2 separate regions of the Homo sapiens genome follow, and region 1 is linked to region 2. The links are chromatin loops, found by intact Hi-C in ENCODE. Cell type or tissue: Calu3. All regions are shown on one strand. Each heading gives the region's core, and the rest is flanking DNA. Links, peaks and the distances in the headings are about the cores only.

What was found. Hi-C counts contacts between places; a loop is a spot of excess contacts. Peaks named below come from ENCODE experiments on the same cell type or tissue, not always from the same donor. Only the 100,000 strongest peaks of a DNase experiment are listed, where the experiment ranks them.
Region 1: a loop joins it to region 2, with 6 times the contacts of the local background. A loop is called at or near these places in 2 of 110 quality-filtered maps.

Annotation. Positions count from the first base shown.
Region 1 is chr2:15,580,331-15,595,016 of GRCh38, reverse strand. It overlaps DDX1 (DEAD-box helicase 1), which reads right to left and starts at 3,149. Exons shown (of 26, transcript NM_004939.3): 1 at 3,068-3,149. The coding sequence starts at 3,083. It overlaps LOC124905975 (a long non-coding RNA gene), which reads left to right and starts at 3,248. Exons shown (of 2, transcript XR_007086224.1): 1 at 3,248-3,557; 2 at 3,685-6,748. RefSeq lists an enhancer at 3,051-3,110. In Calu3, for the core only: a CTCF peak has its summit at 6,467 (motif pointing right); DNase peaks (open chromatin) are centred at 2,786, 3,196 and 6,496.
Region 2 is chr2:14,281,376-14,297,718 of GRCh38, reverse strand. All of the region lies in intron 2 of LINC00276 (long intergenic non-protein coding RNA 276), which reads left to right. Among named protein-coding and RNA genes, the nearest start is that of LINC00276, 110 kb to the left of the region's middle. In Calu3, for the core only: no CTCF peak of the experiment used is centred there; a DNase peak (open chromatin) is centred at 9,468.

The sequences.
Region 1 (14,686 bases), core at 1-8,000, 1.3 Mb before region 2:
CGTGGCACTGTTGAAAGAGCACAAGTTCTGGAGAAAGACCTGAGTTCAAATCTAAGTTCTCACTTATTAGCAAGTGACCTTAGGCAAAGCTATAAATCTGTTTTCTCCACACAAAATGGGGCTGATATTGCCTACCTTGCAGGGCTATATGAAGACCAGAGATAATCATGTAATGCAACTGGAGCATGGTTGTCACCTAATAAACTGTAGCCACTACAGTGCCTGTTTACCTCTCATGACTCGTGAAAAGTCTGCCAAGAATAGACAGGGTTGTTGCATTTAGAGACAATGTGGCAGTTATGTGCCTTGGCTATTCTAGGACCATGTGAATACCCTCAGCAATTGGAAAAAAATGAATAGACAAGTGGCGAGCACCCACATTTATTGGCAGCCATAATCAAAATTCTGAATAACTGAAGAGGGAGGGGTCAGTGGTGAAAACGTGGGCACCTGGAAATGTCAGCTGAAGAACTGCTGAGTTCTTAACTGTATACATATCTCAATAATTCTACTTCAAGGCCCATCCTAAATGAATAGAGATGAGTTGCTCCTAACCGGGTTTTGTCATTTTATCATTTCTCATATGAACTGTAGAGGGTAATTATATATGGAGTAGTTAGTTGGATTACTTAAACTTTCCTTCCAAAAGACAAGTGATTTTTATTTTAAGTCTGTATTTATAAAATATAGCTTTATCATAAAAATATATATTCCTATAAAAAAAAGAACAAGAATCAAACATTCCCAAGCCCCAGAAATAACCAATTCTGAAATTCTGTATTTCTTGCCATTGTGAAAAGGCATAAAGCAAACATACAAACTGAAAATATTCTTCATAAAATTATGTAGCTTTTTCTTTGCATCAGATGAGAAGGATCATCATTTTCAAAGAAGGCTCTCCTAACTCTTTTTCTTTTTTTTCTTTTCTTTTGTTTTTTTTTGAGACAGTCTCACTCTGTCACCCAGGCTGGAGTGTAGGGGCATGATCTCCACTCACTGCAAACTCCGTCTCCCAGATTCAAGCAATTCTCCTGCCTCAGCCTCCCGAGGAGCTGGGGCTACAGGCGCATGCCACCACGCCCGCTAATTTTTTTTCATATTTTTAGTAGAGACGGGGTTTCACTGTGTTAGCCAGGATGGTCTCAATCTCCTGACCTCGTGATCTGCCCACCTTGGACTCCCAAAGTGCTGGGATTACAGGCATAAGCCACTGCACCTGGCGACTTTCCTAGCTCTTAATCTCAGGAAAAAAAAAAGCCACAGATAAACTAATGAAGATCTAAAGTTGAATATCCAGGCAGACCTTCCTAAGAATTAACCTGTATTACAGTCTATGTTCTCTCTCCTAAAATGCAAACTGCTTGAAACAAAGGAGTGGTGTGTTCTTACTGCATACGGAATACTGCAAGCTGAAGCTCTTTGCAAAATTGTTATACAAGAAACAACATATCATTTTCAGTAAATTCCAGACAATCTCTTGTACCATTCTGGTCATGTTCCCTGCAAGTTTTCTTTGAAAGCGGACCTTAAGTATAATACTTTTAACAGTTAAGGAAAAATTAGAAACATTCGTGAAATTCCAGTTTTGTCTTATTTCATATCACAGACTTTTTCCAGTCCTTTACCTCTAACATTCATGAAATTTGTGTATGACTCCCAAAGATGTGAACCTATAAAATGACTACCTAGAACTATCCTACAGACCTTGGCTCTAAAATCGTTTTAGGAGAATGTTGGGAAAAGAAAAACAGCAACAACTCTGAGCAGTTTCCAATTGAATCCTATTAGAAGATGTAACTGAAACAGTCAGAAATCTTACATGACTGTTGCACTTTGGGAAGCCGAGGTGAGCGGATCACCTGAGGTCAGGAGTTCGAGACCAGCCTGGCCAACATGGTGAAACCCCCGTCTCTACTAATAATACAAAAATGAGCAGGGCATGGTGGTAGGCGCCTGTAATCCCAGCTACTCAGGAGGCTGAGGCAGGAGAATTGCTTGAACCTGGGAGGTGGAGGCTGCAGTGAGCCAAGATCACACCATTGCACTCCAGCTGGGGCGACAGAAGGAGACTACATCCCCCCACCCCCCCATTCTCCCCCCCAAAAAAGAAAAAAAATATCTTACATGACTGGAGATATGGAATTCCTAATATTCTTACAGAAGAAAACTAAAAAATATAAAATACTACATCTGAAGTCATCTTAAAAAGTTAATAACATTAAAGGACATTAGGCCTAACGTGATACATTTATATAGCAATAAACGTTACATAAGTGCTACATAAATGTATCACGTTTAGCGCATTTAAGGCTGATTACAGCTTCCTAAAACTGGATGCCTAACAGGAGGATGATAAAGCAAGAGGCGAAAATATCAACTGTAGGGTTCGATAAGCCATATCAAATCATATTTGGAATAAAGGAGGGTAGCAGACGGCAAATAAATATGAATTTTCCAAACTTATGTTGGACTGGTGCGTACGTTAATGAAAATGCTTTCCCTTTAGCTTCAACACTGAACATTAATGTTGATATAACAACGTTTAAGAACAAATAAAGATCAGGTTTATGCCTGGGACGTTTTGGAAGGGCCTGAAAAAACTGGACAGAGGCAGGATCGTCATTTTTCCCCAATGACTCCTCCCCACGCCGTCTCGCCTCTCTGCCTGGCCAAGCCCAGATGAGCCGCGGGCAGAAAAGGGTTCCCAAAGGGTCACTGCCACGTTAAGAGGCAGGAGGCCCAGGCGTCTGGGAGCCGCCAGAGCAACGCCGCCGCCTAGATTTTGCAGCCGAAGGTGCACTGGCAGGAAAGCCAAGTGGAGACTGGTAGAAGGGAAAGGGCAGGGGGAGGGACGTTCCGGCCCGCTCCTGGGAAGAATCGTCCTCCGAACCCGAGCCGCGGCCGCCCCTGATCCCGCAACGCGGGTCCATCAGGGACTGCAGCGGACAGCGCCCTTCTGTCTCCCTGACCCCTGTCCGCTCCCGCCCCTTTAGCTCTCCGCGGGCGGCCCCAGGGCTGAGGCGTGCAACAAGCCGCCCCACCACCCCCAGAGTTTCCACAAACGCACCGGAGAAGGCCGCCATCTTCACCCCGTCCTCCGCGGCTTCGCCTGCTCGCTCCCTCCCTCCCGACTGACACGGCGTGGCAGTGGCGGCGCGCGCTTCCGGCCCCTGGTCTTCGGCGTTCGGAGTCCGGGCAGGGACTCAGCCCCGGGAGAACGGTTCCGATGGAAGGAAAGGCCCGCGCCGGCCCCGCCTTATGCGCCTGCCGCTGAGCGGACCTCTGGGACCTAGGGCTTCTGGACGCCGCCTTCGTTCTGGGCACCATGTGTTCGGAGCACACCACGCGGTATCAGGGTCACAGCTACAGAGAAGGAAGCAGATGTTTGGTGATTAGGGTCATCCAGTGGGCTCAGGCTGACACCACACCGTGCCCTCCCCACTCAGTCCCCCAGCTTTCCAAAGGTGAGCAGGGCCTTGGTGTGTGAATGACCCGGAGAGATGGACTGGATTCATTGCCCTGAGCACCAATGCCAGTGAGTGCCTGGCAGCCAGTAGGTATTTGTTACATTTTTTTTTTAAACTAAGTAATGATTTAGGTCTCCCTCCCTTCACCCATGTTTGATGTCGCTTTTATAATTTCGGGTTTGACTTCCATGCAATTTTAACTCCTTTCTCTTTGCAGAGAGATGGGGAAAGTAAATGAGGAATCCTCCCAACCAGACACTCACTCTGTCAGGAAGGTATTAGAATCTTTAGATGAGGACTCTAAAATTCGGGAAAGTTAAGTCACTTATCTAAAGACACATATCTACCGAATGGCAGCGTGGGATCTGAGCCACATCTGCGCAATGCGAGGGCGCGTGCTGTGCTATCTGTAGCCTGCCCCAGAGTGTCATGGAGAAAAGTGGAACCCTCAGGCAAGATAGAATAGGGTTGCAGCGGCCGGGCGCGGGGGCTCACGCCTGTAATCCCAGCACTTTGGGAGGCCGAGGCAGGCGGATCACGAAGTCAGGAGGTCGAGACCATCCTAGCTAACACGGTGAAACCCCTTCTCTACAAAAAATACACACACACACACACACACACACACACACAGAAGAAGCCGGGTGTGGTGGTGCATGCCTGTAGTCCCAGCTACTCGGGAGGCTGAGGCAGGAGAATCGCTTGAACCCAGGAGGCGAAGGTTGCAGTGAGCCGAGATCGCGCCACTGCACTCCAGCCTGGGTGACCGAGCGAGACTCCGTCTCAAAAAAAAAAAAAAAGAAAAAAGAATAGGGTTGCAGCTACTCCGGAGGCTGAGGCATGAGAATCACATGAACCTGGGAGGCGAAAGCTGCAGTGAGCTGAGATCGTGCCACTACACTCTAGCCTGGGCGACAGAGGGAGAGTCTGTCTCAAAAAAATAAAAAATAAAAAAGATAGAATAGGGTTAGAAGTACAGAGTTGGGAACCATATTCTGAGTTTGGATTCTAGGTCTGCCACTTGCTTGCTGTGTGACCTTGAACAAGTCATGAAGCTTCTTTGGGCTTCAGTTTACTTACCTGTGAAATAGGGATGAACAATAGTACCTTTCTCATATGATAGTTATGAGGATCAAATAAAATACATAAAGCATCTAAAATAGTGCATAGCACATGGTGACAATATAACTAGCTCTGTTATTACTATTACATGTAACAGGATTCACCTGAAGCTCCAAAGGCCCAGGACAATACACTCAGCCCTGCAGCTTTACACTTCCAGGGGGCACTATTCACATTATATTCTCTATTCTTGTTATATTTTGTCTAAATAAGACCCTGAGAGTTATGCAGTGTACCAGTTTTGAATGGATACCAAGTACCCCCACATTCCAAGGAGAGATACAAGACCCATATTATGCAGGACTTGCCAAAGGGAAATCTGAAATCTAATTTTTGTGCCTTTTGCCAATGCCCACCTTTAAAGTGTGAAAAATCGGCTGGGCATGATGGCTCATGTCTATAATCCCAACACCTTGGGAGGCTGAGGCAAGGGGATCACTTGAGCCCAGAAGTTCAAGACCAGCCTGGGCAACATAATGAGACCCCCATCTCCAAAAAAAATTAAAAAATAGTTGGGCATGGTGCACACCTGTAGTCTCAGCTACTTGGGAGGCTGAGGTGGGAGGATCTCTTGAGCCTAGGAGGTGGAGGCTGCAGTGAGCTATGATGGTGTCACTGTACTCCAGCCTGGGTGGCAGAGCAAGACCCTGTCTCAAGGAAGAGATAAAGTATGAAAAAATTAAAGATGCAAATTAAGAGAAAAGATTTCTGTGAAAAGAATGCATTTCAGGGAAATACTCTGAGAACTTTTGATCTGAGAGTTTGGGAAGCGTAAGGACTGCTCTGAGAAGCCGTCCCTAGGAGGACCTGAGGTGGCAGGGCAGAAAAAGAGACAGAGAGAAGGAGAGAGAAGCCTGCTGCAGGAGTTAACTGTGGGGGAATCGTGTGACATTTTTTCCCCAAGGGATAAATAGATCTGTGGAGAGTGGACTGGAAGTTTTCTTCAAAGGGAATGTGCCCAAGAGACTTCCCGGAGGAGCTAAATGATTCAGCACACAGACCCCCCAAAGAACGCAGTGGCATCCTTACCTTCCAAACTGGAGAAGAGATATCTCTTGTCTCATGGGAGTTGCATGTGGAGGATGCCAGCAAGGAGAATCTCCAAGATACCACAAAAAGTTCCCTCTAAGAGAAACAATCAGCCTTGAGCATGTCTAAGCCAGAAAGCACCAGAATCAGATCACCATAAACCCAGCCAGATAAAGGTGTGTACCCACCCGCCACCCCATCCCCTAGACTTTATCCTTCCCAGGAGTCAGAAACAACAGCTAATGGGAGAGGCGAGTACAGAAAAGAGACTGACCCCATCCTCCATCCCACTGCAGGCTTCTGGCGTGGAATAGGCCAAGCAGGAAGAGGAGGAAGCCATGATGTTGGTTGAAGTTGTGAATTTCAATCACGATCCTGGACATGATAGTTTACAGAAACGAGGGTATAATTAGATGAAAGTAACCAGACAACTCTTCATTGTCTCAGAGTGACCAGAAAAGCTCTGGAAGATGCCAGAGACTTCATCTAGGTCAGGGAAAGAAATAACCCATAGAGATGATTTCAAGGTAACAGATAATGTTTTCTGTTTGTGCCTTATCAAGTTCAGCTCACTTAATATACTGCTTTAATAATTATAGATATTTGTATGTATGTGTTGCAGTGCCCTCAGTAATGCAAATTGGGATATGTGAATTGGGGTATGATTGGCTCCTCTCCTTGGCAGGTAGAATAACACCAGGCAGAGAAACAGCAGCCAGGCCCTTCACCAAACCAAAAGATAGAGGATGGGTGCCTTTCAGTCTGGTATTTTGCTGGTCTAGTCTCCCCAAGAATAGGTTGATTTAATGGTTGCCTACTAACTGGGAGATTCCTAGAAACCCTGGCCTGGTCCCAGAAACCAGGACAGACACCACCAGGTGGCACCAAACTGTAGCCAAACTGAGAAGAGATTGGACTGGACCCTAAAAACTCCCAGCGTAGGCTTTTGTTCATCTGTCTCCATTTATACAAATGGACGTGCGACATTTAAGGCGGGTGATGGAAGTCTTCAACAACTGGATTGTGGTGCTGGTTGCACAGCTCTGTGAATCATTGAATTGTACATTAGTGAATTTTATGGTATTTAAATTATACCTTAATAAAGCTGTTTAAAAAATTATAATTAAAAAACACATATGGCTGAGCGTGGTGTCTCATGCCTGTAATCCCAGCACTTTGGGAGACCGAGGTGGGTGGATTACCTGAGGTCAGGAGTTCAAGACCAGCCTGGCCAACATGGTGAAACCCTGTCTCTACTAAAAATACAAAAAATTAGCCGTGCTTGGTGGCGGGCGCCTGTAATCCCAGCTACTTGGGAGGCTGAGGCAGGAGAATCACTTGAACCCAGGAGGCGGAGGTTGAAGTGAGCCGAGATCATGCCACTGCACTCCAGCCTAGGCGACAGAGCAAGACTCTGTCTCAAACACACACACACACACCCCTCAGCCTGGGCTTGCCCCCAGTATTTTTTTTTTAACCTCAGAATAACCCCACATTTTCTGTAATTGGGTAGTTTGGGCCCCACTAATCATGTGATAGGGAAGTTTTACTATGTTATCCATGGGCCCAAGATATTATGCTATGTATTTTCAAGTAAGCTATATTATAATTATATCCCACTGTAGAGCAAATGGTTTTGCAACTACTAAGGCAGACCTGAAAAAAAATGCCTTCAGGTATCTGGGAAAGTGTAGAGAGGATGGGTCCTGGGAAGGCCTCTGTAGATGGACCACCCAAAAGCCATACACAGTTCCTAGGTTAGCTCATTTGTGCTGCTATAGCAAAATACCTGAGAATGGCTAATTTATAAGGAACAGAAATTATTTCTGCCAGTTCTGGAGGTTGGGAAGTCCAAGATTAAGGTGCCAGTAAGTTTATAGTCTGGTGAGGGTTTGGTTTCTGCTTTTAAGGTGGTGCCTTGAACACCATGTCCTCCAGCAGGGAGGAGCTCTATGTCCTTACATGGCAGGAGGTACAAGGGCAAGAGACCAAATGCTCCATGAAACTTCTTTTACAAGGGCTTCAATCCCATTCATGAGAGCAGAACCTTCATGGGCCAATCACCTCTTAAAGGCCCCCCTCTTAAAATTACATTGGCAATGTGAAGTTTGGAGGGAACATTCAAACAATAGTAGTCCCCTTTCCCATTGCCTTTCTTTATTATAGAAATCTGAAAAAGGCTGGACGTAGTGGCTTATGCCTTTAATTCCACCACTTTCGGAGGCCAAGGTGGGAGTATGACTTAAGCCCAAGAGTTTGAGACCATCCTGGGCAACATAGAGTCCCTTTCTCTAACAAAACTTTAAAAAATTAACCAAGCATGGTGGCACGCACCTGCAGTCCACCTATTTGGGAAGCTGGCCGGGGGAGGATCTTTTTTTTTTTTTTGAGATGGAGTCTCACTCTGTCATCCAGGCTAGAGTACAGTAGAGTACAGCAGCGTGATCTCGGCTCACTGCAAGCTCCGCCTCCTGGGTTCACGCCATTCTCCTGCCTCAGCCTCCTGAGTAGCTGGGACTACAGGCGTCCGCCACCATGCCGGGCTAATTTTTTTGTATTTTTAGTAGAGACGGGATTTCACCGTGTTAGCCAGGATGGTCTTGATCTCCTGATGTCATGATGAAGGATCATTTTTGAGCCCAAGAGGTCGAGGATGCAGTGAGCCGTGATCACACCACTGCACTCTAGTCTGGGTGACACAGCCACACTCTTCTCAAAAAGAAAAAAAAAATGGAAACTTGGAAGAAGAAGAAAACAATCACCTTTCCAGATTCCTTTGTAGAGAGACAGCCCAGAGACTCAGCTCTGCCTGGAGAGATATAACTGGCAGTGCCAGGTTGGGACTTCCAGGAATGCTTTTCAAAAGGGAAAGATCTGTCTGGCATGCACCGTTTTTCCTTTGGAACATTGATATGATGCCTGGAAAGTCAGCAATGAGTCCCGAAGATAAAAGCCGCACACTAAGACTACTGAAGCAGAAATAAAAGGCTGGATCCTTAATGATGGTAAGCCCAGGTCTGTCTACCTCTAGACCTCTCTTGCAGCTTGAGAATGTCCCAGTTAAGCCACTTTAAAATTTCTTTTTTCTGCAGCCCAACACTTTGCTAAGAGGTACAGAAAAGAAAGGAAATAAAACACACATCATTATGGATATTGTGTAATGTATCTTTCAGGAACATTTTTTGAATGTTTCATAATACAGCAATAATCAAGCTATTCTGGCTAAAAGGCGGAGGAGACATTTGGCCTGAGTTGTGAGGGAAACATCCAAAATTATCCCTGAATATATGGCCATTTCCTCACAATGAAAATGAAGGTGAAATGTGACATATACAGTAGAGGATGTGACTCTGAACCCAGCCTAGGGAACACAAGTCAAATTAGGTTGTTTAGTTTGTCCTTTCATTGACATCCACCCTCCTCCTCAGTTCCTATTCCCAGGTCCTTCTGGAACAAGATAAAGCCAGCTGCTTAGTTTCTGAGGATCTCACCACCAAGAAGGAGGAAGCAGCTAGAGAGAGAATTTGTTTTAATCTAAAAGAAGTTGAGTAGAAAATACAATATCGTCATCCATAAACCCCCTCCCTCACAAAGTCCTTCCTCACAATATAGAATACAAACCTACCCATCATTTCACACAAGTAACAGTAACCTTCCCCCTCCATAAATGCTGTCCGTGTAGGTTGCCCCAGATCTACCTGTTAGGAGGGAAAAAACGACTCAGGAGTACTTGCACTGGATCTTGAATCTTGCTATGGTCAGTCTTTCCATTAACAAACTCTCTCCCCTTCAACACAGCTCTTAGTTGGTAAGGCTCCTGAATCCACCCTCCATAGGATGGTCCTCCATGTCCAGCCTCCTGCTTACTTCCAGCCTTATTACCTGCCACTCTCCACAAATTTTACTTTCTAGCATATCAAACTGTGTAGAAATCCTTGCATATGCCACATTGCCTGTCACCACTGTAGTTTTTAAAATGCTGTTCCCTCTCCCTAGAATGGCTTTCCCTTTTTAGTTTTGGCTATCTGTTGCTGTGAACAACTACACCAAAACTTAGAGGCATACTACAACAGCCAATATATTTGCTCATAATTTAGGGGGTCAGGAATTTGGGCAGGGCTTAGCTGGCTGGTTCTTCTTTTCCATGTGGCATTCCCTGAGGTCACTCACTAGGTCACATTCAGCTGGTGTCTTGGCTGGGCTGGGAGGTCAAAGAAGACTTTACTCCCATGTGTGGTCGCCCATTATTCCTCTACATGATATTGCTCTGTCCACGTGGCCAGCTTGGACTTTCTCACAGTGGGATTAGTATTAGGGAAGACAGACTTCCTACATAGTACCACAAAGATGTGTCTCAAAAGTAGAAAGCAAAAGCTGCATATCTCTTAAGCCAGCCTTGGAAGTAATACAGTGTCACTTCTATTACATTCTGTCAGCCAACACAAGTCATAGGACCAGCCTATGACTCATGGGGAGGAGAAACAGACTCTAACATTCAATGCAGTAAATTGCAAAGAGTTTGCAGCCATTTATAATATACCATCTTCTGTAATGTAGTAGGTGCATTTACAATATAACAAACTATAATAACACCTATCTTCTTGGCAAACTCCTAATTATCATTCAGATTCAACTAAGCTAGCAACTTGCAGCAAATCCTGCTTCCCCAATGTTTATTTCTCTTTTTCCTTAAACTTCTGACTTAGTTGGACATATGGCTGCTCAGAATACTCTATTTGCCAGCCTTCCTGGTAGCTATATATGGCCATATACCCATGTTCTGACCAGTGGTATATAAACAGAGGTGTCAAATGTGACTTCTGGGAAATGTCCATAATGGAGGTGTTGTGTTCCTCCTTATTTCTTCCTTCCTGTTGGATGGAATGAGGATGTGATGGCTGGGGTTTGAGCAGCCATTTTGGACCACTAAATGAGAGCCATATACTGAGAATAGCAGAAAAATAACAGAAAAATAGCTTGAGTCTCTGACACCTTTGGAGAACCATACCAGCCAAAAATTGTGACTCTAGATTTCTTAAATGAGAGAGAAATAAAGATCTATCTTCTTTCTTTGCAGGAAGGGGAGATGAGGGCAGTCTGTCTCACGCAGCCAAACCTAATCCTAATTTATATGCTCTCATTAGTTATCTATTGCTACGAAACCAGTTGCCCCAAAATCTAGTAACTTAAAACAATAAACATTTATTATTACTCCCAGCTTTTGTGGAACAGGAATTCAGAAGCAGCTTGGCTAGGCAGGTTCCACTTGGAGTCACTCTTGCAGTAGTAGCCAAGCTGCTAGCTGGGATTGCAGTCATCACAAGGCTTTGCTAGGGCGGAAAGATCAGTTTTTAAAGCTTGGTCACTCCCTTGTCTGTGCTGGCAGTGAGTGGGAGGCCTCTGCTTTTCTCCACATAGATCTCTCCCTGGGCCACTTCAGTGTTCTCATGATATTGCAGCTGGGAACCCCTCACCCTTCCCCACTAAAGCAAGCCATCCTAGAGAACAAAGCAGAATAAATATTATCTTTTATGGCATAGCCATCAAAGTCACACTATCCCTTCTGTGATATCTTAGTGGCCACACAGGCCAATTCAGCATGGAAGAGAACTAATACACACAAAGGTGTGAATTCCAGTAGACAAGGATCTTTTGTGGGGCAGGCAACCCAAAGGCTGGCTACCATATCCCTGCTTCCCTAACAGACCCCCTTATGTGTTCATGTGGCAGGTGGTGATGCCTCAGTCTCAGGAAAAAGTATGTTCATATCACATTCTCTGGGGTAAATTATGTTGCTTCTAGACTTGCCATTGTCATTAAATTTGTTGGCTTAGCTTTCTGTGTTTTTCACAATTTACCAGACTCACAGAGCAGTTTGAAGATAGGGAGGCTCACATTTAAACATCCTTTTTTCCCCCCCCATATTTCCTATAACTTCTGAGTTGAGCAACAATCATTGAATTTTATGCTTTTGTCAAAATAAGTTGTCAGAAACTGGTCCAGATCTATTAGAATGCAACATCATTCTCGCTGACCCGGCATTCACCTTATGGTGCAGGGACCAGAGGGGGCCTGGCAAACAGACATAAATCCAGAGATCTATAATTCCGTATCCCCTGAAGAAGTGGTCATAAAGTCCATCACTCCAGATATATGGGGAGAGGGAGACAAAGGGCAACCCGGATGAGTTTCAGAAGGACTGTAAAACAGAAAAAGAGATCTCACTAACTGCGTCACTCTCCGCATATGCAAGCCAGGCAGGGACACAATTTATGGTAGGCTGCCGACTGGCCGGCAGGCACGAACGTCCCTGTCTCCCACGCCCACCATCTTGAGTGTTCGTCAGCCTCTGTGAGTGATGCTGTCAGCCCTAGAGGAAATGGTGCCACATTTGGAGTCTAAACTTATGGGTGTTTAACAACAGAATGTACGTCAGACACATGTTTCAAATCCAGCAGCCCAGAATCTGCCAGGATCCCCAAATTCCATCACCTGCGACAGAGCCATTTTGCACCTGCACACAGAGCTCAGGCTCGCTTTCTCAGCCTCCCGCCCAGGTTCCTTGCTTCGCTGCACCTCCTTCCTGTCTGTGAAATTGATCTCAGGTTTTCTTGTTAACAAGGTCTGTGATTTTTTTTTTTTTTAGTAGACTGAAACAAAACCACTTGCTATATGAAAAAGAGGGGTAGGTAATAAAAAAGATGGTCAAGAATGTTCAAAATGCCTGGAGAAAACAATTCTGAATATAAGAATTTATACTGCCTGTTTTCTATGATACAATAATAAAAATAGGAATTTATAAAGGCTGCTTCCACTGTAGCTCTGAATGGTGGTGGTCCAGTTACTATGGCTGCGTAACAAATTACCCCAATATGTTTTTGACTTAAAACATGTGTCTGCTTTGCTTATAGATTTTAAGGGTGAGGAACCTGGGCACAGCAGGGATGGCTTATTTCTGTTCCACAATACTCACCTTGTCCAGGGGCTGGAATCATGACAAAGTTGTCACTCTCATAACTCAGTTAATGCTCATCCTAGCTGGGATGAGACCCAGCTGGGACTGTTGGCCAGCTGCAGCCTGGGCTTTTTCACAACACTGTGGCTTTATTCCAAAGGTGAGTATCCCAAGGGCCATGTGGCCTTCATTGACCAAGCTTCAGAAGTCAAGTGGTGTCATTTCCTTCTCATTTTATTCATTAAGATAATTACAAGGTTGCTCAGATTCAAGGGGAGGGATCATAGATGCCACCACTTGAAGGAGGAGCGTCAACATTACATTTTTTTTCTTTTTGAGACAGGGTCTTGCTCTGTCTCCCAGGCTGGAGTGCAGTGGCACAATCATGATTCACTGCAGTCGCAATCTCCTAGGCTCAAGCCGTCCTCCCGCCTCAGCCTCCCAAGTAGCTGGGACTACAGGTGTGCACCACCATACCTGGCTAATTTTTTTATTTGTTTTTAGAGAGAAAGTCTCACTATGTTGCCCAGGCTGGTCTCCAACTCCTGAGTTAAGCAATTCCTCCACCTTGGCCTTGGAAAGTGCTGGGATTACAGGTGTGAGCCATAGTGCTTGGACTCAACATTACATTTTAAGAAAACATGGGACAAGGTATAAATTGGTGTGGTGATGTGTTAGAGTTTTCCAGAGAAACAGAAGCAATAGGATGTGTGTGTATATAGAAAGAGATTTATTTTAAGAAATTGCCTCACATGATTATAAAAGGCTAGCAAGTCCAAAATCTATAGGGTGGGCTGGCAGGCTGGAGACCCAGGAAGAGTTGATGTTGCCGTTGAAGCCCGAAGACCATCTGCTAGAGAATTCCCTCTTGTTGGGGGAGGTCAGCCTTTTGTTCTATCAAGGCCTTTAACCGAATGAGGCCTACCCACATTATGGAGGGCAATCCACTTTACTCAAAGGCCAACTGTTTATTCATTTGGTTACTTATTTATTTATTGAGACAGGGTCTTATTCTGTCACCCAGGCTGGAGTACAGTGGCCTGATCATGGCTCACTGCAGCCTTGACCTCCTGAACTCAAGTGATCCCACCTCAGCCTCCCAAGTATCTGGGACTACAGGCACATGTTACTACACCCAGCTAATTGTTTGTATTTTTTATAGAGTTGGGGATCTCACCATATTGCCCAGACTGGTCTCAAATGCCTGGGCTCAAGCCATCGTCCTACCTCCCCTTGGTCTCCCAAAGTGCTGGGATTACAGGTGTGAGCCACCAATTTAAATGTAAATCTCATCCAAAAACATCCTCACAGAAATATCCAGAATATGTTTGTTTTTTGGGGTTTTTTTTTTTTTGAGATGGAGTTTTCTCCATTGCTCAGGCTGGAGTGCAGTGGCGTGATCTCAGCTCACTGCAACCTCCGCCTCCAGGGTTCAAGCGATTCTCCCACCTCAGCCTCCTGAGTAGCTAGGATTACAGGCGCCTGCCACCATGTCTGGCTAATTTTTGTATTTTTAGTAGAGACAGGCTTTTACCATGTTGGCCAGGCTGGTGTCCAACTCCTGACCTCAAGTGATTTGCCTGCCTCAGCCTCCTAAAGTGCTGGGATTACAGGTATGAGCCTCTGTGCCCAGCCCCAGAATATGTTTGACCAAATATCTGGGCACCATAGCCCACATATATTCATACGTAATATTAAACATCACACATGCATGCCTTGTCAACTTGGCACCCATACGCATCTCCTTAACCCATACTTAATCTCCAAGTAAACACAATAACAAGGTCATAATTCCACCTAAGATGATACAACTGTCCTGTGTACACTGGAAAACACACTAGCTCCTTCCCCAGGAGAGGATGTAAAAACTCTTGGATGATGTTTATTCTCCTTGACATTCTATTTTTATGTCAATATTTAGATATAAAATTAACAATACTTAGGTACTATAATATAAAATGAGTGTATCTTATGTTACATGAGGAGATAAGAGGGAAGAAAACAAAGATATTTGCAGCCAGGCACAGTGGCTCACGTCTGTAATCCCAGCACCTTGGGAGGCTAAGGCAGATGGATCGCTTGAGTCCAGGAGTTCAAAACCAGCTTGGGTGACATA
Region 2 (16,343 bases), core at 5,582-13,581:
GATAAGGAGTTTTCAAATAAATGAATAAAAATTTCAGTCTCAATGATTATAAACTTTGACTTGACTACATCATCTAACCTATCATGCAACATACACCTAAATCCGGTTTTACCAGCTTGTGGTAGATGATGTAACAAAGGATTTGAGAAACATTCAGGTTGAGAAACCCAGGGTGTGTGAAGAGTTCATGATGAAAAACTCTTTCTATAAACAAGCTCAGCCTTGTTTTATACATCAGCCTCAAACAAAAATGCAAACAATACACACCTACAATTTAATCATCTCAAAAGACAATAGTTAATAGAGCAAACAGTACTTGAAGTGTCATATTGCTGACTTATAAAAAAGTCCGAACCAAACAAGTTTGTATTAAAAGAACTACTGGATCCGTAAGGAGGGTATCCACTTTGCAAACTGCTGAATGACACAATTCATTAAGCCTGATCAACATCAGAGGCTTCCTGGATGAATTAGATGAACTTGAAAAGAAAAGACGTAAGAGTCAAAACGGAAGACTTAAAAGGGTGTTAGTTTCTTCAAAGAAATTATTGGCTACTGCAGCTCAACATATTTCAAACTTTTTAAACAATTCATTTGTTCTGAATCGAACAATTTGAAATATTTTAAAACAATTTCAGACTTTCCTTCCAACTCTTAAATGCAATATTTACCTGGAACTGAAAATATTACTGATCTAACTTTGTTCCAGTTTAATAATTTTAGAAGATATTTTTGTTTAATCTAAAATCACATTTAAAATCTCTGTTTTTACATTCCTCAAAGGAAAAAAGGGTTTATGAATAAATAATTGCTACCTATATGGATTTTAAATCATGTGTTCATTGGGGGCAAAATATTTTGGATCTCTGAGACCTCAAAAAGAGAGCTTATTGTCTCCTGGACTTCCGTGGGAGCTGCAGAAGCCAACGATTTCTTTGAATGAACTAAAACCTTTTTAAGTCTTCCATCTTGACTCTTAATTCTTTCTTTTCAAGTTCATCTAATTCATCCAGAAAGCCTCTGATGTTGATCAGGCTCAAAGTATGTGCCAGTGTCAAACATAGGGTCAATATCTGAAACAGCAATATGATGTCTTCAGTGATTCAACAATATTGATTGAGTGTCCACTTTCTGCTGGGCACTGTTTCAAACGCCAAGAGCACAGTGAGGAAGAAAACTACGACATTGCCCTCCTCGCGTTTGCCTTCTAGTGCGCTAAATGTGATGCATCCCACCATGAATAACTATAATGAATAATGAATAATAAGTAGCTGAAAAGCCTGACTTCATCTAGAGAAAGGCTTCCCTGCAGAAACATTCACAGACATCAGGCCGTGCTCCTCTCACCCCATCCCTGGCACCCACCCCCAACCCCCACCAAATACTTGAGCATGTATCTCCTAAGAATAAGGCCATCTCACACTTGACCACTAAACCATTATGCGATCCCTTCCCAAGTTAGCAATAACTCTACGATATCAGTTGATACGGAGTTCACATACAAATTTCCCAAATTATCTCAAAATATTCTCAAGCCGTTTTTTTTGTTTGTTTGTTTGTTTTCCAATCCAGTCTCCAGTCTCTAGTCTCTTTATCTTTTTCATTCTAGAACAGTTCTCCTACTTTTCATGTCTGTTTTTCTGACATTGGTTTCTTGAGTCCAGGCAGGTTGTCTTCTGGATTGTCCCACAATCTGAATGCATCTGTTTGCTTCCCATTGATTCCACTGAGCTTAAACATTTTTGGCAACAATATTTTATAAATTAAGTCATATACTTGTTCATCACCAGGAGGCTCCTAAGTCAGAGAGTCTCATTATTATTGCTATTTAATTACTTGGTCAAGACGGGCTTTATCAAATCTCTCCATTGCAAAGGCACACCTTTCCTTTCTGAATACGAAGTAATCTGCTGGAGAGACTTTGAAACTATATAACCTTCCTGTTCCCTGCAATAGCCTCTACTCCAATGCTCTGACTCTTATGCAGTATCGCCTCTTTGTGAGATGCCTACATTCTTATCATAGATTCAATCTGACAACACCTGAATATGAGCTGGCCATTTATAGCATCAGGGACAAACAGGGCCCGATACGGAGATTATCCTCAACAGCCCCTGCTAAGACTTTTGGAGAGGAGTACCCAATGCATGCTGCACATTTACTTCCTGCCTCCCATCAGAACTGCTTCTTCCCTCCTCACATCCCCACACAGTTTTGAATAAAAGAAAACCAAAAGTTTCAGGTCTTTTTCAGGGTTCGCAAACCTATTTCAGTGATAACGTGAGCACAAGCCCTTCAAAACTGCCAGCTAAACAAAGGAAAATGAAGACTTAAATAAACATTTGCTGTACGCAGTGCCTAGGCTACAAAAACTCTTGCTCTGGTACCACTGAATTCCATTGTCTTCTCTTTTGGCAAAAATAAGCTATGCATTTGATAATCTCAGAAAATCCAATTGGGGTATTTTTTTTAGGGACCAGCTTTGCATGTTCTATGTGTTGATACATAAAGGCAAACAAAGGTTAATTGTGATGTGACAGGGCAGATTTCTGGGTTGGGTATGTGGGTGTACTGGGGATTGCCATATGTGCTGTTCTCTTCCCAGCTCTGTTGCTGTGATGTCCCGTCAGTTAGTCCCGTCGGTTACTTAAAATCAGCCATAATAGAAGTTTGTACAACATGAAACTAATGCTACTACTAGCAAATGCTACAAACTGGGACTGGTGACTTTGTTTTCTTTTTCTGGAAAGCTATTGTTAAATATTTCCTAGCACATGGATGGATTCAGACTAATTCCTGCCTTGAGTACTAACTCCTGCCTTGAATACAGACCTGAGAGAGGAGAGGTCACACCAGAGCATGTGCTCTCAAAGGCAGAACACATTATCCACAGATAACAGAAATGATATCTGTGAATGACAGAAAACAAATGGTCTTTCAAGTGAGCTGTATCATCCGGGAGGGTCCTCAGGGGGTGACAACGGCACCCAGTGTCTGGGTGTGGGACACTCATGGGCAGCCATGAGCAACACTCACAGGTGCATCAGACAGCCTCAGAGGGCCAGGTGCAAGGGGCGGCTACAGCTCGGTATCTTAGGGCCGAGTCCTATCTAATTTCGTGTGGTTCTGTTTTGGATTTGGAAGATAAATTGCAAAGAGAAAGGAGTTCCCAACTTTACAGCAACAGAAACTCTAGTCTGGATATCAGAAGGGAATCTCAGACAGGGCATAAGTTAGAGATTCTGTTACCAGAACAACACTACAATTCCTGAAGAATATTCTCTTTAAACAGTTCAGGTTATGTTTTATTATGAACTTTTATATTACCTATTCCAGCAACATTTTCTAAATGGCCCTGGGTGACTGAGGAGGCTTCTTTCTTCTGCAAAAACACAATCTTGGTTTTGATATCATGCACCAGAAATCCCTAAATCCCATTTGAAGTCAGGGGTAAATTTAGACCCCAGGGAGAAACTGGACATCTGTGGAGGAACCAAGAGCCTGTTCCTCATTTAAACAAAGCAGGCTTAGGGGTCTGGTAATCAGGCTGGTCTTACTGTGGATGCATTAATACAGTAGTTCCCAAACTTGAGCAGGCATCAGAATCCCCTGGGGGGGAAGGGGATTTTTTTTTTTTTTTTTTTAAACACTGATTGCTTGGTGCCACCCTCAGTGTTTCTAATTCAGTACATCTGGGGTGAGGCCAATTGTCTGTTTTTTAAAATAAGTTCCCATATGATGCTGATCCTGCTAAGGACCACACTTTGCGAACCACCTTATTAGTGCAACCACCTGAAGGGTGGGGCAGCTGATAGGTGTTTTCATAAGCCAATTTAGCCCAATGTATCAACAGAAAATACAATTCTCTAATGTCATTGTTTTTCCCTCCATTGAACTATGCACCATGCAGAAATAAACTTTTCAGAATGCATAGAAACAGGTGCCCACCATCCTTGGTAATAATAATAAAAACAGTCCCAAAAGAAATCCTGCATTTGGTGCAATAAACAAGCCTCCAAGAATAATCAGGTGCTGACAATTCCACAAACTTCCCATATATTCTGACATGCCAGCAAAGAACAGTTCTGCTTTCCTGACATTCTGAAGTTAGCATTTTATGGCCTCACCATAATAAGATCGTCCTGCTTTGGAGTCATTTGTGTTGTAATTGCTTTAAAATTTCAAAGAGCTCTGGATTTCTACACCTCGTTAAATTGGATCACATCAGGACAGCTGGAGATTTTTTATTTTTAAGCCAGGAAAGTGACCTTTATTTGTTCCTTACCCTTCTGTGTAACTTCCTCTGGTCCTGTTTTTGCCACTGGACACTGCTGGACTCTTGTCCACAGACCTTGGAAGCTTCAACGGATAGTTTATGTTTACTGCATATTCTGTTCTTCCTTTCCATGAGATCAAAAGAGCCACAAGGCACCTGTGGCCTTGGGTTTAAAGTTTATCTAGGGATTGCTCGAGCCTGACTAATTTACCCCATTATCCTTCTACATGCCCTTGGGAACAAGCTCTTCAGCAGCTCAGCCTCAGAAATATCAAGACATGGTGACAGGAGAAGGGTGAAAAGAAAGATGATTTCCCCCCTCCCAGCTGAGTTCTATTGTCAATTCAGTTTTTTCAACAAGCTAATAATTTTTGAGTGACTACCATGTGACAGGCGTTGAATTAAATTATGTAGGTACATTGTTTCAGCTAACTACATATTAGCACTATTAAGTAGACTTTGCTTAAAGGACTCAGATAGTGAGTGGCTCCAAAGCCTAGATTTCCACTACATCATGATGCCTTGTAAGCAGCATTTTTAAGGAACTGTAGGGATAAATTTGTAGTATGTATGACAAACACGCTAACCATACTCTCAGGAAGCTCAGAATCTATTTTATTACAGCAGAAAAATACCACGTTTTGTCAATTTTGAGACAATATTGATCTACATTTTAATATGTCTAAAATTAAAATCTTACAATTAATGCTGTTTTTAAAAATGCAAGCAGTCAGGTGGCTATGGTGACCTGCACCATCACGGACATGGTCACCCACAGCCATTCCTTTTGTCATTTCTTCTAGCTCTAAATAAGTCTAAAGCCTCTTTCAGTAAGTTTAAAATACTACTTTTAAATGATAAGAAAGCATTATTTCATAGTTTAATTGGTGGGGATTTTCTTTCTCAGGGTTACAAAAAATAATAGTGCAATTTGCTATGAAGAGTGTCTGTTTCCATGGAATGTGGTAACTGTTAAGAAACCACTTTCGTGTATGAGATAATAAGGGTGATAGACAAGGGAGCCATTTTGGAGTGGGGGCAAATCAGGCAAATTTTATGCAGAAAGAAACTTTTGCTGAGACCTGAAGGGAGTGGAAATTTGCAAAGAGGGGCATTAACGTGGGCCTTCTGGGCAGCGAGAAGGTGAGAACAGCATTCTCTGTTTTTGAACCTGAATCTCTCCTATTACCTTACAGACCCATCCCTCTATCCCTCTAGAAGGCTGAAAAAAGTTGGTATGTGTGTATATTTATATTTAATCATGTTTATTATTTGCATGTATGTTTATATTTATATTTATGCATATATGTATGCATGTATATACATGCATACCCATGCATGTATGCATATATAAACACATGCACATATGTATATACATGTAATATATACATACATGTGTAAATATAAATGTAAACATACATACAAATAATAAATATAAACATGTATGAAACACATAATGCAAATACTGCATTCAAATAATAATAAACATAATTAAATATAAACCTATGTGTACGAAAACACCTTCTGCTATCTCTTTCTTACTGTCTGTCTGTCCCTGGGTCATTCCTTTTCTCTACTATCTGCCCCCATGCCCTCCCCCACTGCCCATCTCAATTTGACTATAATTTGGATTTGAAAGTTGTCTTTCATTTAAAATTTACTTCATTTCTTGAAGAAAGCATTATGTCCTCTATTCATAATTTAAAATAAAGTGAGCTGAACATTTCATATGACCCTTACAGAGACAGCAAATGCAATTTGGATTCGCCAAATCAAGCAGCTCAACTTTTTAAAATCTGAGAAAAAATTTGAGATTTTTCAGTGTGTCTGACCTCCATGTTGGGACTGTGTTAGTGTTTTCTGCCTGCCGTGGAACTCTCTTGTCTTCCTGACTGAAACAGTGATTTGCTAGCTTGGTGGGAAGTGCTTTATGCCCCATCACTATGTCACCCTCCCCCAAAGCCACCAGGTTCTCTTTGTATATTTTGGAAGAAAATCTTGTAAAGGTTAATACATTTTTTCAATAGCGAAGCGTTAATTAGAAAAACCTGGTTAATCTCTTGCCTAAATGTAGAAGAATTCCTGTTGCCTGCAAGGCTGTTTCTGGGTGGCAAAAAAAAAAAAAGAAAAAAAAAGTTTTGGGGACTTTTCTCACAAGGTAAAGTTTGCAGAATAATTTCCCTGCCAGTGTCTACCTTCCTTTCCCGTCACACATGCTGCTGTGCTTCAGAAGGTGTTGCCTAATTCCAGCTCTTCCTAGATGTTTTTCTCTTGTTGTATACTTGTTTTGTTTTTACTTTTAAGTGAAATCATAACTGAAAAAAATGTCAAAACCACCACAGGGAGGCCTTCAGATGAAAAAGAGAGAAACACAATTACATTTGGAGTCAACATGAAAGGGATCAGCCGCACTGGAAAAGGCAGAAGATTGAGGGCATCCATTTTTTGTGTTGACTTGGTCGAAGTTCAATCTCAAACCTCTGTGTGACAATGCCACTAAGATTGTAGAAAGCACTAAATTCAGATCACCACCAATTACAACAGACACCTCTGGAAGGATCTTGGAAATGGAACTTAATATTTTCATGATTGTACACTGAAGTGATCATATTTTGGCTATATATTAGAATAAATAAAGTATATTATTAAAATCAAGTTAGCTGGTTTTAAATTAATTCAGCCACTAGAAAATGTAAGATTTCATTCGTGGCTTGTATATTTATATTAGATAGCACTGCTTTACGTAATGTTCACAGCATTTCCTTCAAAATATCCTTGGAGGTCAGCGTCATAACATCTATTTTAAAGTCAAATAAGCCGAGGCTCAGAGATGTCGAGCAACTTGCCCGTCACCCAGAGTCTATGCAGTCTCCTTTGTGTTTTGATTCTAAGTCAAATGAGTTTTCTTTCCAACGCAGTAGCCTCCCCTTTGCAGCAAATGCTTTCTCTCTTCAATGGAGTGTCCATCTGAGTTAAAATAGGAATGACGCAACCTCCCCAAATCGGCAAAAACTTGAAGAATAGAAAGAATGAGTGGATCATGGCCTTTCCAGGAAGCAGTCTGCTTGTCTACCTTAAGAAGAGACGTAGCAACCAATTACATAGTTAATGAGAATTACTCCAGAGAAGTCCAAGAAGGAAATAGAGAGGCATAAATAACCAAAAATTGATCTTAATGATGATATTCTGAGCAAAGTAATGCTCATCATTTCTGCATTTCCAAATGTCCTTCATTTCATTAACTGCTGATCTGATTCAGCATCTCCAGAAGAGTCACATTTGCATTTATAGATAGGATACCATACTCTCTAGCTTGTCAGAGTGATCCTCTCGCAGATTTGCATGTCCCCCTTCCAAGACTTGAGGGGAAAATGGTTGTTAACTTTATCCAGATGTTGTTGTGCATGTAGACCACAGAGAAGGCTGATCTGATTTACTTTTTCAACAAATATTGAAATTTTCCTTGCTGCGATTATTTAGCATCTCTTATACACCTAATTCTGTAAAAATAAACCGGCTTTCATGAATGGAGTAGTTGAAACATTGATGGGTTTCATGGAATGTGTAAGTTGATTTTTGCTTATTTGTTTAGTATTTCTAAACTTCAGATTATTCAGCTATAAAACAGAAATAATTCTTCTAATTGCTGAATTGTCAGGAAGAGGGAATGGGTTAATAAACCAAAGTCAACAGATACTGTGACTAGCACAACTAGGTGCTCAATTGATGATTTAATGATATTTAAAATTCAAAAATATTACCCTAGATGGTGCAATGAAATTGGCCTTGTTTGTGTTTGTGCTATATGTGTTGATGGGGGAATGGGTGATATGTACAGAACAGAGGACATTTATTCTAAACCCCATATAGAAATTTGTTAATCACTCGGGGTTCTCGTACAAGTTCAAAATGATGTGTTCAATGCTTTGTCTTCTATGCAGAGATCTGGAGAGGAAGACTGATGAGTAATGGGAAGGGAGCACTTGTGCTTTTGTTCTCTCTCTATACTCTCTTTAGAGCTCAGCCTTCTCATCTATTAGTGGACAGGACATAAGAGGATGATTTCTAACAACCTGTTCAATGTAACATTTCACAAAGTTCACATTTGCTCCCTATCCAACAGAAATGCATATTATAATATAGAAGATAAAAATAATTAAACTACTAACTATAACACATTCTTCTAGAAGGAAGTGGCATGAGGGAGACAGACACTATAGTCTTGGAGGGCAGAAGGAGGAAAGACCACTTTTATCTGGGGGATCTGAGAGGTCATCTTAGAGAAGCTGGCATTTGACATGTGTGTGAAGGATGGTCCAGATTTGTAACATGGAGATAAGGGTGAATAGAACTCCAAGCTGAGAGCCATGCCTGGGTGGGCAATGACATGGAAGTATGAGAAGGAGATGGCAAGATTTCTGCAGGGATGAAAGCATTGCTGTATTTCATATGTGGTGAGACTAGAAGCAAAGATTGTGTCCAGATTGTGTATAGATAATAGGGGTGAAATTTGAGCTGAGGATGAATGAAAAAAGAGGATACAAGTGGAATTTGCTGTGCTGAGTTTCCTGTGATTCTGGGGACAGTGGGGCAGGGAAAGGATGGCAGAGGACAAGAATCACTGAAAAATGACTGGCACTTTGAAGACCAGGAAGGATATGGGGCCTGAAAGAAGACATTTCATCAGGATTACCCCACCAACCCTTGATATTTTGAGTCAAAAAGTAACTTCGGTTATGTCGTATGTTCCCATTTCCTGTGTTGTCAAAACCTGTGGGAGAAGCTGTGAAAGTGAGACTGAGTTTCCTTTTCCCCACATCGCGTGGATAAACATGGTTCTGATGAGCTTCACGGGACCTGGCCCAGCATGTGGCACTGAAGGCTGACATAATCTGGTCTCCCAGCCACCCATTGCTGGAAGACAGCACCTGACCTGTATGCACATGCTTGGGGTACTGGCTAATCTCCAGATGAACGTCTTTCTCAAAACCCCACCTGCCGCAGCAGGACCTGAAGGATTCCCATGGGAGAGTGATAACTGGGAGGTGCAAAAGACCAATGAAGCCTTCAGCCCCCAGTGGCAAGTCCTCTAGACGCTGCTACAGGAGGATCCCAGGGTTTTGCAAGTCTTCTGGAGTGCTAGACAGGTTTGCCTTCATTCGCTCCCTGGAGACAGGACCGTCTGAGGCATGACTGGGCTATTCTTTGTCAGTTGTGCATGTCCAGGCAAAGGCACTGGATTTCACTGTGCACACACAGAGGGAACCTGTTTGGTGATCTTACTGAGACCTTAGAAGAAGATGCAGAGCTCTCCCTAGTGCCTGGGGGTGGTGAAAGCAGAGAAGCAGCAGTGAATATTGGATAAATACCTTTTTAGATTTCTTCAAGGAAAAGTAAGTTGAGTCCTTATGGCCTAATCACTTCTTAAAGGTTCCACCTTTTAATATTATAACAATGGCAATACAAGTTTTTTTTTTCTTTTGAGACGGAGTTTTGCTCTTGTTGCCCAGGCTGGAGTGCAGTGGTGCGATCTTGGCTCACTGCAACCTCTGCCTCCCAGGCTCGAGTGATTCTCCTGCCTCAGCCTCCCGAGTAGCTGGGGCTCTAGGTGCCCACCACCATGCGTTGCAATTTTTGTATTTTTAGTATTTTTAGTAGAGATGGAGTTTCACCCTGTTGGCCAGGCTGGTCTCAAACTCCTGACCTCAGGTGATCCACCTGCCTTGGCCTCCCATAGTGCTGAGATTGCAGGTGTGAGCCACTGCACCCAGCTAGCAATACAATTTTAACATGAGTTTTGGGGGATTTTTTGAACCATGACGATTACCAACACTGGGAAGTCCCACAACACCCCTTCCTGTCTTCTAGACACACTTCTGTGATATTCCCTGCCTTTCTTTTATTAAAAAAAGTTATAATAACCACTTAATTGTGCTGATACAATATAGCTCAATTTCTGGCTTTGAGCTATATATAAATGCTATATGTAGACTTTTTAGCATTGTGTCCCATTGTGCCACCACGAGATAACTTTCTTTTCAAATTAACCACAGATTTTAGGAATTTGGTAAATAGTGATCTAGTGGGTCAGGTTACATGTCTTAGAGGAGATAGGTCCAGGAGATGCTTTATGTGTCATGGAAGATAAAAGGAGACTTAAAATCCACATGGAAATCCCATACAATTGTGCTGGGCCCAGGGGAGAATTTCCATGCCTCTCTGTCTTAGTGCTTCTTGCTCCTCTTTCATAGGCCTGAGTCACATCGTTAATGCCTAAATCAGCAGCAGATTCATGGAAGGTGGAGTTCTTCCATCATCAGCAGTTTTCTTGTAGGAGAATCTGAAGGATACTCTCAAGTTTTCGGAGGCACATCTTGTTGCCTTCTCTCTCTCATACAAGATGAGATGACAAGATTTGTTGTTAACAACTTCTGTATCTGATAATAATATTAACTGTTTCCTTCATGATTTCATTCTTTCTTGAATGACCTCATTTCATTCTAGCTTCAGATCAGATATTATTATTACCAATTTATAAGTTGAGAAACAAAAGGTTGGAGTAGTTAAGTGGCTTGCTCAAGGTAACCGTGAATATTTTGAGATGCAGCAATGGGGTCTCCAAGGACAGGCTTGAAATAAATTTTTTGGCCTGTCAATGGGTAACTTACCTAAGACAAGCTACTAACACGTCTCTTCTTCAGTTCTGTATTTGGAAAATGGGGATGGAAAGACACAATACAAAGGAACCTGAATTTGAAGATTAAATGACAAAAAGTATAAAAGCATGTAACGTTGTGAATAGTACCCTGAAGAGGTTAATTAATGCTAGTAATAATTAACAGTAAGCTAAATAAAAGCTCAGTCCTGTTTTTGTTGTTGTTGTTGTTGTTTTGTTTTGTTTTGTTTTTGAAATGGAGTATTGCTCTGTCGCCCAGGCTGGAGTGCAGTGGCACGATCTCGGCTCACTGCAAACTCCACCTCCCTGGTTCAAGCGATTCTCCTGCCTCAGCCTCCTGAATAGTTGGGACTACAGGTGTGCACCACCATGCCCAGTGAATTTTTGTATTATTTTAGTAGATAAGGGGTTTCCTTATATGTTGGCCAGGCTGGTCTCTAACTCCTGACCTCAGGTGATCTGCCCACCTCAGCCTCACAAAGTGCTGGGATTACAGGCATGAGCCACTGCTTTCAGCCAGTCCTGGGTTTTTGACTATAAGTCCTGTGCCACTTTCAGTACAGAAAGAAGAGCAATCAGGTACATTTCCTTCATAAAATATTACCAGTCCGTTGTAAGCCAGACTGTTGACTAAAGTTCCTTAATAGAATATAACAATTGCAGTCTTTCATTATCAAAGGTCAGTACTTTCTCAAATAGAGAATGTAAATACAATCCTTGAAAAACAAGTACTTTCTTTATATAAGAGTTTCAATGGCCAACAATGCAGGTGATTCCCTACTCATTAGCCATGAGTCATCTAGCTTCAGAAGCTAGATCCATTCAATTACATATTTTCAAATTTCAGCTTCAGGTGTATGTAGTCATATTTAAATTCACTGAGCTTGATTTCTTTCCTAAGAATGAAATAAGACAGTATTATTTAAACAGGGCTGGCATAAAGATAAAATGGTATCCAAGAGGTAACATTATCTATCACAGAACCAGGCACATACTAAATTTGGAATGAATGTTAGTATCCTCCAAAAATGTTGGTCAACTGACTGAGAATAATATATTAAAGTAAATGTGTATTGACAAGCCTTTAACTCAGCTTGTAATTCTTACAAACACATAAAAACGTGTCTAGTAAAGTCAGTGAGCTCTTGGTGCATAGTAGAAGGAGTCAGAACATCCTCCAAATCTTGCCTTAGTCTCTTGCGAGCTGTGTCATGTAGGTCAATTCCAACCTTTAGAACCTCAGTTATTTTTAATTAAAAAATATGGAATTAATGATATCTATCTCAGAAAGGATTTGAGGATTTGAGGTTTTACTGTTAAGTCATATGATGCCTAATGTGGACCTCAACAAATGGTAGCTGCAGTTGTTATTTTGGCTATCCATGTGTTTTTTTCCCAACAAACTTTTAAGAAACACAGTTAAGAAGTTTACCACATCACATTTCCACATATGGAACTTCCTATGTGTAACTTTGCTGTGGTACTTAAAATATTGACTCTTAGACTGTACAACCAAATGTGAAATTTGACAGGGATTCCTGTGTCACATAAACAAGCATATTAGTCTGGGGTAAAATTTTGGACATTGATTTCAAAAAGATAACTCTTTCTCCTAATTAATATAATTTTTATGCAATGTGCATAGGAAGACAATGGAAATTGCAAGTAAACATGTAGTTTGGGGTGAGGGGGCTTAGAAGGCTGGCGTATATGTTTTATATCACACATTCATTGGAATTATTTTTTGCAAAAACCTTTGCAACTTCATCAGAGATAGTGTTCATTACCCCACTTTTTGTCCCAACAACCAGAGAAGAAACTTCAGATATCCCCAGACAAGGTGAAATTTGAGCTTTGATGCCTTAGTTCATGCTTTTGTCTAAGCAGAATATTCTAGTTAAATTCTCTTGCCCCTGGAAAATTCATACTAGTTCTTCAAGGTTCAGCTCAAATGCCATTTCTCAGATGAAGACATTCTACTGTCCTTCCTTTGAGGGAGGAATACTTTCTAGAAATTCAGTATATTGAAGTTAACTTAATTCTGCTGGCAATGTTTATATGCAGGACTTCAATCTACAGTAAGAAATTTTTGAGGAGAGGGATAGTATCCCATTTATCTTCTTCCCTTCTTATTGATGAACATAAAGGCATTTACTCACTTTTATTGAATCAACCAGTCAATCAATCAATGAAGAGATAAATAAAATCTTTTGGAGGGAAATTAATGTCAGTGACTCATCACATCTTAAATTAGAAGGGCAAGGCAAGGTTATAAATTAGCAGTTATAATAGTCAAGCAGAGTTAGTGAAAGGGTCAAGAAGTGATATATGGGGGAGATTTAATGGGATGGATGGCATAGGTGCTTAATCCAAGGACACAGGGGAAATCATAGATGCAGTAATGGAAAGATTATTATTTTAGTAGAACCTAAAAGGAAACTACCAGATTCTGCTCATCTCTTTCTTATATCCTGAATGCATTTATAAATTATTAATCTTAGAGAATTTATTATTTCCATAAAAACATGAATGGGCTATATAAATAACTAATGAGAACAGTTTATAGATGAAGAGAACATGTATGACTAGCTGTTTTGGGAATCCTGAAAATCTCCACATGTTACTCGTATTTAAATAATTTGAGAAAAATTTCCATCAAAAGACGTATGATTCTATAACAGGAGGTATTTTAAGTTCAAAATTTTAGTTAATCTTCCTAAAGACTTTAGGATCTTACATATTTAACCTATGCAACATGTCCTGGTTAAATAATAATTTAACATTACAGTGAATTTGGTGGTGTCCTGAAAATTAAAATGCAGAGCTTCTGATTAATCACATTATTGCTTATTAAATTGAGTGTTCTTGGGATCAAATGCCCTTGCTATCAAAAATCACTGGTGAGCTTCCTTTTCAAGTGTCTTTTTTTTCTCTTTCTTTCCATTTTTGGTAACTCTTTTTCTCCTTTACTTCTAAGTGATGTAGTGTGATTAATAATAAAATATTGCCTTACCACAGGGGGAAGTAATAATAAATGTAAAATTCATATATGTGTTTCCATCCAAACAAAGGTGTTATACAAATATAGAGAATGATTATGATCGCTGTATTTTGGAACTTGGCACACTAACCTGCTGAATTTGCAGTCAGGAATCTATAAAGTGAACAAGAAGAACATTTCATTTTTTTGAGCGAAGATAAAAATGGTACCTATTGAAGAAGCTAATTTTCTGACTGTCTAGTGATTGCAGTTAAATCTACTGTTTAGTAGATTTAACAAATCTTCAGAAGTTCTCTACAGGTAGGTATAAAATGAATTTGGATCTTAAGTTTTGCATTGCTCTTTCTGGGGGCTTTGTTTTCCTCACCCCAAATTCTCTCAATATATATTTCATTCTTTTACATTCAGTACTTTTTTTTTTTTTTTTTTGTCTTTTTGAGATGGAGTCTCACTCTGTCAACCAGGCTAGAGTGCAGTGGTACAATCTTGGCTCACTGCCACCTCCACCTCCCAGGTTCAAGAAATTCTTGTGTCTCAGTTTCCCGAGTGGCTGGGACTATAGGTGCCTGCCATCACACCTGGCTAATTTTTGTATTTTTAGTAGAGATGGGCTTTCACCATGTTTGCCAGGATGGTCTCGAACTCCTGACCTCAGGTGATCTGCTCAGCTCAGCCTCCCAAAGTGCTGGGATTACAGACATGAGCCACCACCCCCGACCTTGTTCAGTACATTTTTGAGTGTTCTTTCTGGGTTGCAGCCAATTCACTCAGGCAAACAGAACCAGGAAGATCCCTGTCCATCCAGTGACTTGAGAATGATAGACTGTGCCTCAATTTCTCTTTCTCTGAGCTCTTTTCTGGTGTATTTACCATCATCATCATCTAGCCTTAAACTGGTAGGGACTTTTGCTTTGGGGTTTTTATCCCATTTTGACACTGTCATTTCTTTGGGATAATGCTCTACTTAACACAGTATGCATCAACAAATAAATTCAAATGAGACATTTCTGCAGAGTTTTCTATACAAAATATGGATTTAGGACCAGTTCCATCAACTGCTCACATCTTTTCATTCATTAATAAACTAAATGTTTATTGATCAGCTACCACATGAAAGATACTTCCTTGAGGTACTGAGAATACACTAGTGGATAAGAAAGTCACTGTCTTAGTCACGGACCCCAGATGTTGAGATAACTGTTACTATGGAAATGTAAAGAGAAAAATAAATTGAAGGAACAAAAGAAACAGTATTTATTGAAAATAGTATTTTTTCAGTACACATGACGGTAAGACACTAGGTTCAAAAATAGTAAACAACAGGCCGGGCACGGTGGCTCACGCCTATAATCCCAGCATTTTGGGAGGCCAAGGCAGGTAGATCACCACCTAAGGTCAGGAGTTTGAGACCAGCCTGGCCAACATGGTGAAACCCCATCTCTACTAAAAATACAAAAATTAGCTGGGCATGGTGGTGTGTACCTGTAGTCTGCCTACTCGGGAGGTCGAGGTATGAGAATTGCTTGAACCTGGGAGGCAGAGGTTGCAGTGAGCCGAGATTGCACCACTGTACTCCAGCCTGGGTGACAGAGTGAGACTCCATCTCAAGAAAACAACAACAACAAAGAAGAAAATAGTAAACAACAAAAGAATCGGTATTGGATAAATTATATTTCCAAAAACAAATATGACCTTGTTTCTGTGTAAAACTCAAACGTATCCACCTCCAAAACTCAGCCTTCTCTCCTCTTCTCCGTGTTGCTCTGCACTTCTCCTTGTTCCTTTACATACTTTTCCTGTTGACTTCTCCATATTCCCTTATGTGCTTTTTAGTGTACTTCTCCATATTCCCCTATCTCCCCTTCTACAGTTTTCTTTCTGCTTCAACTTACCCCCAGGGTTATCTTGTTGGATAGGGTACACTTCTCCTTCAACTTTACTCTCCTCTTAATTGTCTTTTCCCTTTCTCTCTTCTCCAGATTTATATAGTTCTCACCTCAAACATAGTCCATAAGAGAATCTAAATATAGTATATCCCATTAGGCTCATAATTATCTGATCATTTTTAGTACCTGTAGGTTAGAACACAGACAATTTAACATTATATTAGGTCTTCACAATTTGTATACTTCTGCAAGTTTAGGCTCAATTTTCATTCATACCTCCTGACCCAAACAGAGTCTACCCTAAATTACCCATCAATCTATTTACCATTTCCTGATTGGTTCATACCAATTGCATCATAAATTTCCATATCCCTCCTTTCTGTATACATGATATCTTGTTCTCTAGAATGCCTTTACCCATTTTCTCCAGAGATTTCTCCTTTAAGACTCATCTCAAAGATTATCTGCATATAAAACTTTCTCTAATAATTCTTGTTATAATTA